Regions from separate parts of the Homo sapiens genome. Here region 2 is linked to region 1. A link is a loop called in an ENCODE intact Hi-C map of the cell type or tissue named here. Cell type or tissue: HCT116. All regions are shown on one strand.

Region 1 (8,000 bases):
GATTATAGGCATGTGCCACCATGTCCACCCAGCCACCAGCCCATAGTTAATCAGACTATCAGAAAAGCTGTCGGGGGAGAGGGTGGTGTCCTGTCTGAACTTCAGGGGGTGGCTGGACAAGTTGGAGGGGTAGATCTCTGAGTGCCTGTGCCTGATGCCTAGTGCATACTCAATAACTAGTTATTAAATAAATGAATGAATAAAGAAATGGATGGATTAAGCTGTCGGGCCCTCCCTCTGAAGGATGGAAGTCTGTGCTGCCCATTTTAGGATGGAATGGGCCCTATGCCATCTTATTCCCAGGTATTTTTGGGATTCAGCTTCACTCATTGCCCAGTGACCATTTATTGAGCACTACCTGTATCCCTGGCGCTGATGAGATGCAGTTTCCTTGCTAGCACCATGGGGCAGCCTGTCCTCTGCTTTTTGTGCACTCCAGTCCCAGTTCCCCACCTCCCAGGCCCAGGTTCAGAGCTGAACATACAGCAGGTCTGACCGCATAGCTGGGCTGGGCACGTTGCTCTGAGCTCCAAACTTTTTTGATCACGCACCCCTAGCAGTAATAAATTTTTAAAGTGTGTACACCAATATATGTATATTTCTTTATTTATAATTTCTAAAAATGCACTACTGTATTCATATTATGTATATTATGAAACATAGACTAATGATATTGAAAAAGGGATCATCTTGCCCTCCTCCTGGGGTGCACACACACTCTAGACTAATAATTCTCAAACTTAAACGTGCATCAGAATCATCTATGAGGCCTTGGGGAGAGGGGGAGAAAGTTACTAAAATGCAGACTCCCAGACCTCACCCCTTGAGACTTAGATTGAGCAGAGTATGATACAGGTCATTTATTGATTACACATTGGGAAACTGCTCCACATGGTCACATGTTCTAGTTGTGAAGACGGTGTTTAAAGAAGGCCTACAGGCTTTCTCGGGGGAAAGCTGGACACCCCATGGGGACCAGGCCAGTGCTGGCTGCCACACAAGCAGGGCTAACTTATTGGAAGAGGTGACTGTGCAAGGAGGTAGCAGGGGTGAATCCCAGCCCCTTCCTCTGCCCCACAGACAAACTTGCCCTCTGGGAGGTGGCCCCTGAATCCAGGATCAGTTGTGAGGTCTTCATAGACCCCCAAACTCTTATTTTGGAGCCCAACCCTGTCAGGCCAAATGTACTAAAATATACCGCATTCCACATTAAACATCATTTTCTTGCAGTAAACATTTTGAAAGGATTTTTACAAATTTGGCTTTTGGAATCACTGGATGACAAGGGACTCACTGAATTTACAACTGGTTTTATTTCTAAGCAATCATGCGTGTGCTGGATGCCTTGCCAAGTGAGAAAAAAACTATGTTTGTCTTCAAATATAATGAAATGTTTATGAGTACTACATTTAGCAATCAATGACATTGATACAACAAAGGCATTTAAGTGAACATTTATTAATTTTGGTTTGAAGTTTTCCTTTCATAACTTGAGGACAGTAATGTTTTTTTCTGGTCTCAAGCAGATGCTTTAAAAGTTCATAGGCTTAAGTACCCATAGCACCCATGGAAAAAATCCAGACCTGAGGCCAAGCACTCCCAAGACTGTATCTGAAAGGACGGAAGGAGGTTCCTCCATGAAGCAGAAAGGAAAATGCCCAGTGTTGGCCGGTCACAGTGACTCACGCCTGTAATTCCAGCACTTTGGGAGGCCGAGGTGGGCCGATCACCTGAGGTCAGGAGTTTGAGACCAGCCTGGCCAACATGGCGAAACCCCATCTCTACTAAAAATATGAAAAATTAGCCAGGCATGGTGGCTCATGCCTGTAGTCCCAGCTACTTGGGAGGCTGAGGCAAGAGAATCACTTGAACCCTGGAGGTGGAGGTTGCAGTGAGCTGAGACCCCACCACTGCACTCCAGACTGGGCAACACAGCAAGACCCCATCTCAAAAAAAAAAAGGAAAAAAAAGAAAATGCCCAATGTCGGAAAGAGGACAGTGTGTCTCCATCTGAGACAGTTGTGTACTGACTTCAAAGTCCAGCATCAGTTGATCTATCCCAGGGCCACTTGCTCAGATAACTGTGACAGGTGACATTTATGAAGCACTTACTCATGTGTCCCAGGCCTTGGTCTAAGCACTTCAGATGCATTAGTTCATTTAAGTCTGGAAACAACCCTGTGAGATAGGTACTATTTTTGTTCTTGTTATTATTACTATTATTATTCCTATTTTACAAATAAAAATCCCGAGGCTTCAGGAGGCTAAGTCACTTGCCTAGGAGCTGATGGGGGAGGCGTGGAGGCACAGCCCTAGGACAGCCTGAGTCCTGATTCCCATGATACTGTGCCTGCACCAGGGTGGAATTCCTTCACGTCCCTAGCCTGAGGGAGACACCTGTGGCAAAGGAGGCCTCCTCACTGAGCTCCTGAACCAGCCCCCTCCTGCTTGAGGACACCTAAGATGCCTGGTGGCTTCAGCTCAGCTTTCTGGAAGTTAGCCAGGGAGCACACAGCTACTGATGAACACAAAACAGAGTAAAAAGACAATAAAATCAAAGAAAGATGCTCGAAATGGCTGCAGTACCCCCAGCATCCTCTTTTCTCTCACAGATGTTTTAAGTGGCCTTTACTTGGCAGGATGGCCCTTCCAAGAACGTTACAAAGACCAGAGAATCATAAAAGAAAAGTATGATAAATATGACCACATAAAAGTGTAACACTCCTTCATGGCCAAAGTTGAAAGACAAATAGGAGTCAGGAGGCATCTCTCCAAGAAGCCAGCAGCCTTAAATCACACCAAATGCCTTTAGCGTGAGACCCAGGACAGGGAGCAGACTTTTCTCCAATTGCTGCTGGCAGTGTGACATCTCCCTTTCACGCACCCTTCCCCAGAGCAGTCCCAGAGCACACCCAAGGGCAGCTCTCTTCCCAGGGACGATAGCTGGGGGAAGTTTTTCTCATAGCCAAAAGAGCAGACCTGCTGTGTGTCCCGCCTCTCCCTTCCTCTCACCCCAGTTCCTCCCTCCAGCCACCACTAGGTGACACTACAACTCCATTGGAATCCCCTTTGTCTCTGACAAACGTTTTTGGGGAGCCCTCAAGCCATTCAAAACACCTTAAAAATGTTTACCAGAGCCAGGCGCGGTAGCTCACACCTGTAATCCCAGCACTTTGGGAGGCCGAGGCGGGTGGATCACCTGAGGTTGGGAGTTCGAGACCAGCCTGACCAACATGGAGATACGCCGTCTCTACTAAAAATACAAAATTAGTGGGGCGTGGTGGCGCATGCCACTGAGTAGCTGGGTGGTGCATCCCAGCTACTCGGGAGGCTGAAGCAAGAAAATCGCTTGAACCCAGGAGGTAGAGGTTGCAGTGAGCCGAGATTGCGCTATTGCACTCCAGCCTGGGCAACAAGAGTGAAACTCCGTCTAAAAAAAAAAAAAAAGTTTATGAGGCCAGGTGCGGTGGCTCATGCCTGTAATCTCAGAACTTTGGGAGGCTGAGGTGGGCGGATCGCTTGAGCCCAAGAGTTCAAGACCAGCCTGGGCAACATAGTGAGAACTCATTTCTACCAAAGAAACAAAAATTAGCCAGGTGTGATGGTGTGCACCTGTAGACCCACCTACTCAGGAGGCTGAGGTAGGAGGATCACCTGAGCCTGGGGAGGTTGAGACTGCAACGAGCAGTGATCACGCCACTGCACTCCAGCCTAGGCGAGGGAGACCCTGTCTCAAAACAAAAATATATAAATAAATAAATGTTTACGGATTGCTCTTTTCCTCTTTCAAAATGAAAAGAGTTTTGCTGGGAAAACATATACCCTTCTAGTTTCCATTGGCTACTTCATGGTAAAGAAAATATACCGTTGAGGAAACTGGCCCCCTCTTCAATCACTGAGATGTTCCCCTCTGAGTATGTGCCCTTCACTGAGGCCACGTTTTACCTTTCATCCTGAGATGGGGTCTCCGGCAGCAGAGGAGCTCTCCCTGTCATGGTGACCGTAGGACAGAAGGCCAAAGCTCCCTGCAGAGACTCTCTCCCAGGACTGAGGCCGAGGCTCCCCAAACTTCAGCTGAGTCACAGTCCTCCAGAGCACCGCTACTCACACCGGGATGCCCCTCTGGCTGTGTCCAGTTACCCAGTATGGGCATCTGCGTAAGCCCAGCCCCTGGCACTCCGCAGATGCCCAGGGAACGTCTGTCACTACATGGCCAGAGCTTGAGGGTGTGTAGTCAACAACAGAGGTGCTTCCTAGCCTGGCCCTCTGTGCACCCGATCACCCCCAGAGCTGAAACTCTATCCAGGTGCCCTCTTCCCCCAAAGCAGCCTGCCTGTCTTTGCCCCCAGGTCTCTGCATTTGGCCCAACATGTAGTGTCACATGCGATGGTCGCAGGATCTCCTAGCCAGAGCACCAGCCCCGCTTTTCAGGGTCTGGAAACGTCATTTCCGTTTGGGCAGAAAATCTACCTTTATAGTTTCTTAGTCATGTAAGAGGGAAGAGAAAATAATATTCTAAAATTCAGGCTTATTTATCTCTTCTTAGAAAAACAGGAGTTAAAAATATATTATGGTCGGGCACCGTGGCTCATGCCTGCAATTCCAACACTTTGGGAGGCCGAGGAAGGAGAATCACTTGAACCCAGGAGGCTGAGGCTGCAGTGAGCCATGATCGTGCCACTGCATCCAGCCTGGGCAACAGAGTGAGACCCTGTTTCAAAAAGAAAAAAAGTATTATCAACCAGGGAAACAGTTCCATGTTCTGTTCCTCAGTCAGAAACAATGTTAAGATTTAAACCTGATTATTTTGTTTTATGTCAATAATAATACTTTAATATTATTATTATTACTATTTGAGATGGAGTCTCGCTCTGTTGCACCCAGGCTGGAGTGCAGTGGTGGGATCTCCGCTCACTGCAACCTCCGCCTCCCGGGTTCAAGTGATTCTCTTGTCTCAGCCTCCTGAGTAGCTGGGATTATAGGCACACACCACCATGCCCAGCTAATTTTTTTTTTTTTTTTTTTTTTTGAGACGGAGTCTCGCTCTGTCGCCGAGGCTGGAGTGCACTGGCGCGATCTCGGCTCACTGCAAGCTCCGCCTCCTGGGTTCACGTCATTCTCCTGCCTCAGCCTCCCGAGTAGCTGGGACTACAGGCGCCCGCCACCACACCCAGCTAATTTTTTGTATTGTTTAGCAGAGACAGGGTTTCACCATGTTAGCCAGGATGGTCTCGATCTCCTGACCTCGTGATCCACCCGCCTTGGCCTCCCAAAGTGCTGGGATTACAGGCGTGAGCCACCGCGCCCAGCCAATTTTTTTGTATTTTTAGTAGAGACAGGGTTTCACCATGTTGGCTAGGTTGGTCTCGAACTCCCGACCTCAGGTGATCCGCCCGCCTTGGCATCCTAAAACGCTGGGATTACAGGCATGAGCCACCACATCTGGCCTGCTTCATTCTTTTAATGACTGCATGGATCCCATTTTATGGCTGTGTCATATTTTATTTAAACAGTCCCCTGTTGATGAAATTTAGATTGCTTCCAGTTTGATTGTCATTAAAAGAGCTATAATGAACATTCTTGTTTGTTTATCATGGCTCCTTCTGCAAAGCTACCCATGGGATGAATACAGACTTTGTAATTACTAAGTCAAAGGGCATGTGTATTTAAATTTTTGCTTTAAATGTATTGCTAAACTGTTCCATGAAAAACCTACCCATTTGTACTCCAACCATAGATGAAAAGTAGCTATTTCCTTAAGCCTCATCAACACTGGGAAGTATCAATCTTTCAGTTGCTAACAACTTGGCAATTTTTAAAGGCAACTGGTGGTTTCATTTCTTATTTAATTATGAATGAGGATTAGAATTTTTTCAGGATGTTTGGTCACTTTTCTCTCTCTCTCTCTTTTTTTTTTTTTTTTTTTTTTTTTGCAAATAACCTGTTCAAATCCTTTACCCATTTTTCTAGAGGATTGTTCGTCTTTTGGATTGATTTATATGAGCCTTCTGCAAATTAAGAAAAAGAGGCCTTTGTGTGGCAAATACCCTTCCTTCAGTTTGTTATTTTTATTTTGTTTATTGGTATGTTTGCCCATAGAAGCGTCTAGTTTTTATGACTCTTACTTGTCCATCTACTCCTCTACAGCTACTAAATTCTGGGGTCTGTTCACAAAGGCCTTCCTTAGCCTCTGATTATGAATAAATTCCCTTACGTTTTCCTGTAGAATTTTTATGATTTTAATTTTTATGTTGAATCTTTGAACCATGTGAAAATTATTTTGGTATGAAGCATGAAGTAGAGATTGCTCCCGAATGGCTAGCCAGTTGTTCCAGCGCCATCTGTTAGATGGCCCCATTTCATTTCCAGCCTGTCTCTGCCCTTAGGGCTACACGGCTCTGTGGAGTCACCAGAGTGGGGCCCACAGAAGTGCCACGTTGCTTTCCCCGGGTCTGCCAGGACCGCTCAAAGGCCTGTGTCCTCAGGGAAGCAGAGAATCACGCCACCGAGAGACAGAAAGGGCACCACCCTCTGCTAGACACACAGAACAACAGTCTCCCAGTCCTGAGAAGTGGGACGCACGTTCAATGCCTTCCCTGTGAAGGAAAAAGAAAAGAAAGAACTGTCAGGGGAGGGCATACTCACCATATACAAAGTAGGAAGACGGCCACACCCATATGTATGAAAACACACATGCATACACACACCAAATATGTACACATGCACTACGCACATACACATACATGTGTACACACATGCATACACAGGTACATAGACACATCTCTCACACATCACATACAACGAGTTTCTCCAGTAGGGGGCATCTAGTCCTAAACAGCCCTCTCAATAACAGGAACTCCAAGAACGGTGAAGCCAGTGTTTCTCAAATAATATCCAGACTCCTTTGCAAAGATCAAAAAAAACTGGAAGACCCCCAAGAATATATCTGCAAGACTCCAATTTGAAAATAAAACAAAATAACATGAAGAAAGTACCAAAGATTTATTCTATAAAGATCTTCCAATTGCAAATTAACACATATTTACAACTGGTTTTAAAAAAAAAAAAAAGATTAAATCATTATTAAAAAGAAAAATGTAATTTATTTTTAGTCTCTCTTTGTTGCCCAGGCTGGAGAGCAGTGGCATGATCTGGGCTCACTGCAGCCTCCGCCTCCTGGGTTCAAGCAATTCTCATGCCTCAGCCTCAAGAGAGGCAATTCTCAAGCCTCAGCCTCCCAAGTAGCTGGGATTACAGGCATGCACCACTATGCCCGACTAATTTTTTGTATTTTTAATAGAGATGGGGTTTTGCCATGTTGGCCAGGCTGGTCTCAAACTCCTGAGCTCAGGCAATCTGCCTGCCTCGGCCTCCCAAAGTGCTGGGATTACAGGCGTGAGCCACCACGCCCGGCCAGATCTGCAATTTAATATCTTTCCATATGTGTGAGTAAAAGAAGCCTTTCTCCATTTATTGCTGCCTCTAGTTCTCTCTCTACTAGTTCAGCAGGGCCAAGCTCCAGGCAACAAAATGGAATTCTCCTTTTTGCCTTGTCCTTTTATCTTTTTATGTTTTTCTAATTAAAATGTTTTATGATTTTTGCTGGAAATAGTTAAAAATCATTATTATGATTATAGTAATGATTTATTATGTCTACTATTATAAAAGTCGACAATTCAGAAAATAGAGATTTAAAAAAAAATGTAAGCCATCCCCTCTCTTTGACAGATAATATCCCTTTTGTGGTGGGCTTCTTTCTGGCCTGTTTCTTTACTGAAGTATTTCCTGTAAATACCCGGCAAGGGTCAGCCCCGCTGCAGTCACTCAGCACCTGTTGCCCTGCAGGGCTCCAGGGACCCAGGCTGACCTGGTAGCTCTGTCTTACCTCTCAGAGGCTGGAGCTGTGAAAAGGTTGGCCTGGAGTCTTTGACCCAGTTTTCTTCAAAGTGTTCTTCCAGAAGCATTGTCTATTGTTTTCTGAACTCTCAAGGTTAGAGTGG
Region 2 (8,000 bases), 230 kb after region 1:
ACCCTGGGCCTGGCCCACTAAACTATTTTTTTTCTCCTAAACCTCCAGGCCTGTGATTGGGGGTGGGGGGTCTGCTGTGAGGACCTCTGACCTGCCCTGGAGACATTTTTCCCACTGTCAGAGATTAATATTAGGCTCCTTATTACTTAAGCAAATTTCTGCAGCTGGCTTGAATTGCTCCTCAGAAAATGGGTTTTTCTTCTTTATTGCTTGTCAGACTACAAATTTTGCAAACTTTTATGCTCTGTTTCCCTTTTAAAACTGAATGCTTTTAACAACACCCAAGTCACCTCTTGAATGCTTTGCTGCTTAGAAATTTCTTCTGCCAGAAACCCTAAATCACCTTTCTCAAGTTCAAAGTTCCACAAATCTCCAGGGCAGGGGCAAAATGCCACCAGTCTCTTTGCTAAAACATAACAAGAGTCACCTTTGCTCTAGTTCCCAATAACTTCCTCATCTCCATCTGAGACCATCTCAGCCTGGATTTCATTGTCCATATCATTATCAGCATATTGGTCAAAGCCATTCAACAAGTCTCTAGGGAGTTCCAAACTTTCCCACATTTTCCTGTCTTCTTCTGAGCCCTCCAAATTATTCCAACCTCTGCCTGTTACCCAGTTCCAAAGTTGCTTCCACATTTTCGGGTATCTTTTCAGTAGCACCCCACTCTCGGTACCAATTTACTGTATTAGTCCATTTTCACACTGCTGATAAAGACATACCCGAGACTGGACAATTTACTAAAGAAAGAGGTTTATTGGACTTACAGTTTCACATGGGTGGGGAGGCCTCACAATCATGGCGGAAGGTAAAAGGCATGTCTCACATGGCAGCAGACAAGAGTGGAGAGCTTGTTCAGGGAAACTCCCATTTTTTAAAACCATCAGATCTTGTGAGACTTACTCATTATCATCAGAACAGCACAAGAAAGACCCACCCCCATGATTCAATCACCTCCCACCATGTTCCTCCCATAACATGTGGGAATTCAAGATGAGATTTGGGTGGGGGCAGAGCCAAGCCATATCAAATATCTACTGGCAACATGTAGAATGTGTATTAAAATGCAGAATATGGGCCAGGCATGGTGGCTCATGCCTGTAATCCCAGCACTTTGGGAGGCCGAGGCAGGCAGATCACCTGAGGTCGGGAGTTTGAGACCAGCCTGGCCAACATGGTGAAACCCTGTCTCTACTAAAAAAAAAAAACAGAATTAGCCAGGCGTGGTGGCACATGCCTGTAATCCCGGCTACTTGGGAGGCTGAGGCAGGAGAATCACTTGAACCCAGGAGGCAGAGGTTGCAGTGAGCCGAGATCACGCCATTGCACTCCAGCCTGGGCAACAAGACCGAAACTCCGTCTCAAAAAAAAAAAAAAAATGCAGAATATGTGTGTGTTAAAATCTGCATCCAAGGTTGACATCTAAAGACTATTTGGAAAGCCTTGTGCAGTAAGGGAGGGGAGGGGGTTACAAAGATGTAATATGTAAAGCACAGCCCCTGCCCTTCATTGGGTGGTGGGAGGAAATGTGTGAAAGAAGCAGTCTGCTTAGAACAGCAAGGGAGTCCTTAACGTGGCTTTCTGGGGACAACAGAAAAAGGAATTTGGCTATGTGGGCTGGTCCTGGTGCAATCCTTCTTTATAAGAAGTGTTATGACTTAGACCCCACTGGTTTCACTTGTAGTGCTATAGGGGGCCCCTGGTGGGCCCAAAACACAGACAGAGGAGAAAAAAGGTAGGACCAGAAAAAAAGAAGGAAAGTGGGAAGGAAAGAAAGTGAAGAAGAAAGTGAGAGTAAAGGATGTGCATTACCAAAGAATCTAGCATTTACATCCTACTTCCTAATATAAACAACATTTTCACAAGAATCCTGTGAGGTGACCATTGATATTTTTATTCTGTGGATAAAAGTAAAAAAGGGAGAGAGGTCAAGGGACTTGCCCAAGGTCATAAATTTAGGTTTCTAACTCAAGACCTTGTACTGTGTTCTCCATTGCACCAGTTGTCTCTACACCAAGAGAAAGTGCCTCAACTCCTGAACTATGGGTTTCTTTTCCCAGTTTATAAGGCTATTTAAAATCTTCTTTAAAACTATATGCCAGGCGCGGTGGCTCACTCCTGTAATCCCAGCACTTTGGGAGGCCGAAGCCAGAGGATGACCTGAGGTCAGGAGTTTGAGACCAATCTGGCCAATATGGTGAAACCCCGTCTCTACTAAAAATACAAAAGTTAGCCAGGCGTGATGGTGGCCACCTGTAATCCCAGCTACTCAGGAGGCTGAGCCAGGAGAATTGCTTGAACCCGGGAGGCAGAGGTTGCAGTGAGCTGAGATGGCGTCACTGCACTCCAGCCTGGGTGACAGAGTGAGACTCTGTCCTTAAAAAACAAACAAAAAAAATAGCTGGGCATTGTGGCAGACACCTGTAATCCCAGCTACTCAGGAGGCTGAGGCAGGAGAATCGCTTCAACCCAGGAAGTGGAGGCTGAGGTGAGCAGAGGTCATGCCACTGCACTCTAGCCTGGGTGACAGAGTGAGACTTTGTCTCCAAAAAAAAAAAAAAAAAAAAAAAAAAAAATGGGAATGAAGGAAACAGAAAATTAGAACACCACAGTAATAATTGCTGCAGATAAAGTCCACTGATGAAGCTAATATTAGTGGGCAAAACTCTAAGGAGGACCAGGATATTTACATAGCATCTAAGTATAAACCTCCAAATATGCATTAATTATCTTGTTTTTAACATATGTCCCCAAATGTTTTGATACCCCTCCCTCCACAATGGAAAGCTTAATTCTCCTTCCCTTAAGTGTGGGCTGATTTAGTGGTGCACTTCTAACAAATCATGCAGGGGTCAGCGTAGACCCAAATAGGAAATATATTAGGCTGTTTAAGCCATATGATCTCTTTTGCAACAACTCACCCCTACTGATGTAGCATGAAAGCAGCCATAAAAAATATGTGAATGAATGAATGTGGCTGTATGCCAATAAAACTTTATTTATAAAAACAGGCAGTGGGCTGGATTTGGGCCTCCAGCCATGGTTTGCTGACCTCTAGAATAGCATATGAAAAAGAAAAAATAGTAACTCTGCAGTGAAGAAACTTGGCAGACACTACCTTAACTGAGTGATCAAAGTTAACATTACCAGTAATAAGGAATACTGAAGTGTTATCAGTGAAAAATGGCAGAGTAAGGAAATCCAAAAGTTTATCCCTCCATAAATGCAACCAAAAGGTTGGTTAAAACTGTTAGAATTGGCTGGGCACGGTGGCTCACGCCTGTAATCCCAGCACTTTGGGAGGCCGAGGCGGGCTGATCACGAGGTCAAGAGATCGAGACCATCCTGGCCAACATGGTGAAACCCTGTCTCTACTAAAAATACAAAAATTAGCCACGCATGGTGGCACATGCCTCTAGTCCCAGCTGCTCGGGAGACTGAGGCAGAAGAATCACTTGAACCTGAGAGGCAGAGGTTGCAGTGAGCCCAGATCGTGCCACTGCACTCCAGCCTGGCGACAGAGCGAGACTCCATCTAAACAAACAAACAAACAAACAAAAAACAAAAAAACTGTTAGAATCAACTTTTCAGAACTCTAGACACTAACCAAAAGGCCTGCAGCAGCCAGTGAAATGTTTTCATAAAAAAGACAGCTGATTCTTAGTAAGAATAGCAAGCTTTGTAGTATTTTAACTTACCCTGGTCCCATCCCCAGGTTAGCAGTGAATTTGGAGAAAATAGCTACAGTCCCAGTATAGGTACCAGTACTAGAGGGAAGAGAATGGACCTAATTCGCAAGAAATTGTTTTTGTTTTGTTTTGACCTGTATGGTGGCTCCCTGGAGGACTTTCTCAAGTGCTTACCTTTATCTTTGTTTTGACCTGTATGGTGGCTCCCTGGAGGACTTTCTCAAGTGCTTACCTTTATCTTGTCTAACTTGGAACTCTCTAGTGGTGAGTGTGGCTACCCAAGGAGCATTTGTTGAAGATATTTACAGGCAAATGTTTTGGTTATTGCTGCCTGGGGCATTGGATAACAGTTGGGGCAAACAATAGACTAATATAAAGCTTGGGAGAGAAGACTGAAGAATGAGATGCTTTGGAGAAGAAGGACTTTGAAAAACTGACATATCCCTGGGAAACCGGAAAGCCACTTGCATGCCGAGGCCTATGCACATGTTCAGGAAAGATCTGAGAATGCCCTAAGTGTTCTGGCTGATCTTCAGGCTCTTCACAAGCATGAAGCAAAGGCTAAGGCAAAGAGCTAGATTCCATCTAAAAAAAAAAAAAAAGATAGAGCAGACAGAAGAAAATATCAATGAATTTAAAAATAAATCAATTGAGATTATCAAGTCTGAGGAACAGAAAAAGAAAAGAATGAAGATATATGAAGAGAGCCTAAGTGAACTTCTGGAGTTCCAGAAGGAGAGGAGAGGAAAAAAAGGAGCAGAAAGAATATTTAAAGAAATAATGGCTGAAAACTTGAAAACTTTCTAAATTTAATTTAAAACATTGATCTATACATCTGGAAAGCTCAATAAAATCCAAGTAAAATAAACTCAAAGAGATTCACACCAAGACACATCGTAGTCAAATTGTTATAAGCCAAAGGCAGGAGAGCGAATCTTGAAATCAGTAAGACAATGGTGACTCATCACAAGCTGGGTGTGGTGTGCATGCCTGTAGTCCCAGCTACTCAGAAGGCTGAGGTGGGAGGATAGTTTGGGCCCAGGAGTTCGACTTTAGCTTGGGTAATATAGTGAGACTCCATCTCAAATTTAAAAAAAGAAAGCAGCTGGGCATGGTGGCCTGTAATCCAGCAGCAGTTTGGGAGACTGAGGCAAGAGGATCACCTGAGGGGCCAGGAGGTCAAGATCAACCTGAGATACATAGTGAGATCCTGTCTCTCCAAAAAAAAAAAAAAAAAAAGCCAGACTCAGTGGCATGTGCCTGTAGTCCTAGCTACTTGGGAGGCTGAGGCAGAAGAATTGATTGAGCCCAGGAGTTTGAGGCTGCAGCAAGGCATGATCATGCCACTGTACTGAAGCCTGGGTAGCAGAGTGGGACCTTGCTTCTTTAAAAAAAAAAAAAAAAAAAAAAAAGTAGGCTGGGCGTGGTGATTCATGCCTGTAATTCCAGCACTTTGGGAGGCTGAGGCAGGTAGATTGCTTGAGCCCAGGAGTTCAAGACCAGCCCAGGAGTTCAAGACCAGTTCAAGACATGGTGAGGCCCTGTCTCTACAAAAAATACAAAAATTAGCTGGGCATGGTGGTGCATGTCTGTATTCCCAGCTACCCGAGAGGCTGAGGTGGGAGGATTGATTGAGCCTGAGAGGCCAGGCTATAGTGAGCCATGATCACTGCACTCCAGCCTGGGTGACAGAGTGAGACCCTGTCTCACAAAAAAGAAAGAAAGAGAAAGAGAGAAAGAGAAGAAAGAAAGAGAAAGAAAGAAAGAGAAAGGAAGGAAAGGAAGAAAGAAGGAAAAAGGAAGGAAGGAAAGAAGAAAGAAAGAAAAAGGAAGGAAGGAAGAAAAGAAAAGAAAAAAAGGAGGGAGGGAGGAAGGAAGGACTCATCGTGTACAATGGATGCTCGATAAGATTAACATCCTATTTCTCATCAGAAACCATAAAGGCCAAAAGGCAGTAAGATGACATATATTAAGAGTGCTGAAAGAAAAAAACACCCCCTGTCACCCCAGAATTCTCTATCTAACGAAACTATTCTTCAAAAATGAAGGAGGGAAAGAAGACATTAAAACATTCTAAGATAAAGACTGGAAGATTTCATCACTAGTAAACCTGACGTATAAGAAATCCTAGGCCAGGCACGGTGGCTCACCCCTGTAATCTCAGCACTTTGGGAGGCCGAGGCAGGTGGATCATCTGAGGTCAGGAATTTGAGATCAGCCTGGCCAACATGGTGAAACCTCGTCTCTACTAAAAATAAAAAAAACTTAGCCAGGCGTAGTGGCACGCACCTGTAATCCCAGCTACTTGGGAGGCCGAGGCATAAGAATTGCTTGAACCTAGGAGGCAGAGGTTATAGTGAGCCGAGATTGCGCCACTACACTCCAGACTGGGCAACAGAGCAAGACTCTGTCTCAAAAACAAAAAAACAAAAAAGGAAATCCTAGAGGAGGTCTTTCAGACTGAAATGACAGTAGACAGTAATTTGAATCTACATGAAGAAATAAAATAAACCATTAAAGGTAACTCCATAGGTAAATATAAAAGGTAGCATAAATGTATTCTTGTTTAATTTTGTTTAATTTTTTCCTATCCTATTTAAAAGATAAGTACATAATGCAGTAATTATAAACCTGCATTGATAATGCACACAATGTATTAAGATGTATTTTGTGTGACAATAATAGCACAAAGAAGGAGAAAGGGAACCAAAGCTATATAGGAGCACATTTTTTGTGTAATAATGAAATTAAGTTGGCATTTATCTAAACTAAGTTGTTATTAAATAAGATGTTAATTGTAATTCCCAGGACAATGACTAAGAAATTAACTCAAAATATAGTAAAAAGGCTGGGCACAGTGGCTCATGTCTATAATCCCAGCACTTCGGGAGGCCAAGGTGGGCAGATCACTTGAGGTCAGGAGTTCAAGACCAGCTTGGCCAACATGGCGAAACCCCATCTTTACCAAAAATATAAAAATTAGCTGGATGTCATGGTGCATGCCTGTAGTCCCAGCTACTTGGGAGGCTGGGGCAGGAGAATTGCTTGAACCCAGGAGCAGAGGTTGCAGTGAGCTGAGATTGTGCCACTATACTCCAGCCTGGGTGACAGAACAAGAATCTGTCTCAAAAAAAAAAAAAAAAAAAAAAAAAAATTAGTATTCTTCCTAATATGCTTAACTTCAATTTAATCATGAGAAAATGTCAGACAAACTCAAATTGAAGACTATCCAACAAAATACTTAACCAATACTCTTTTTTTTTTTTCTTTTTTCTGAGATGGAGTTTCTCTCTTGTTGCCCAGGCTGGAGTGTAGAGGCATGATCTCAGCTCACTGCAACCTCCACCTCCCAGGTTCAAGGCATTCTCCTGCCTCAGCCTCCCGAGTAGCTGGGATTACAGGTGCCCACCACTATGCCTGGCTAATTTTTGTATTTTTAGTAGAGATGGGGTTTCACCATGTTGGCCAGGCTGTTCTTGAACTCCTGACCTCAGGTGATTCGCTCACCTCTGCCTCCCAAAGCGTTGGGATTACAGGCGTGAGCCACTGCGCCCGGCCAACTTAACCAATACTCTTAAAATAAATAAATAAATAAATAATTAAAAAAAAATCAGGCAATGGGCTGGGTGCGGTGGCTCACGTCTGTAATCCCAGCACTTTGGGAGGCCAAGGTGGGCAGATCACCTGAGGTCAAGAGTTTGAGACCAGCCTGGCCAACATGGTGAAACCCCATCTCTACTAAAAATACAAAAATTAGGTGGGCGCCTGTAATCCCAGCCATTTGGGAAGCTGAGACAGGAGAATTGCTTAAACCTGGGAGGCGAAGGTTGAAGTTAGCCAAGATCGCACCATTGCATTCCAGCCTGGACGACAACAGCGAGATTCCATCTCCAAAAAAAGAAAAATAGTTGTAGAAAAAACCTATAAATTGAAAACTGTAAAATTTCACTGAAAGAAATTAAAGTCCAGGCACAATGGCTCACGCCTGTAATCCCAACATATTGGGAGGCCAAGGTGGGCAGATCACTTGAGCCCAGGAGTTCAAGACCAGCCTGGGCCACACAGTGAGACCTTGTTCCTACAGAAAATTAGCCAGGCTTGATGGCACATGGCTGTAGTCCTAGTTACTTGGAAGGCTGAAGTGGGAAGATCACTTGAGCCCAAGAGTTTGAGGCTGCAGTGAGCTGTGATTGTGCCATTGCACTCCAGCCTGGGTGACAGAGGGTGGAGTACAATGGCACAATCACAGCTCATTACAAACACAAAACAAACCAATCTGAAAGCCAAGATTAAATGTCTCAGGGGCCTGAT

Evidence for each region. A loop is a pair of places that touch in the nucleus more often than their neighbours do. Peaks named below come from ENCODE experiments on the same cell type or tissue, not always from the same donor. Only the 100,000 strongest peaks of a DNase experiment are listed, where the experiment ranks them.
Region 2: it touches region 1 in a loop (6-fold over the local background); 4 of 110 quality-filtered maps call a loop at or near these places.

Annotation. Positions count from the first base shown.
Region 1 is chr10:103,480,907-103,488,906 of GRCh38, reverse strand. The region is part of intron 3 of NEURL1-AS1 (NEURL1 antisense RNA 1); the gene reads left to right. Among named protein-coding and RNA genes, the nearest start is that of CALHM3, 5.7 kb to the right of the region's middle. In HCT116, CTCF peaks have their summits at 3,030 (motif pointing right), 6,572 and 6,774 (motif pointing right); DNase peaks (open chromatin) are centred at 3,026, 6,524 and 6,816; H3K4me3 peaks cover 795 bases.
Region 2 is chr10:103,251,797-103,259,796 of GRCh38, reverse strand. No RefSeq gene overlaps it. Among named protein-coding and RNA genes, the nearest start is that of RPEL1, 9.9 kb to the right of the region's middle. RefSeq lists an enhancer at 4,542-5,041. In HCT116, no CTCF peak of the experiment used is centred here; DNase peaks (open chromatin) are centred at 4,656 and 5,055; H3K4me3 peaks cover 750 bases; H3K27ac peaks cover 1,285 bases.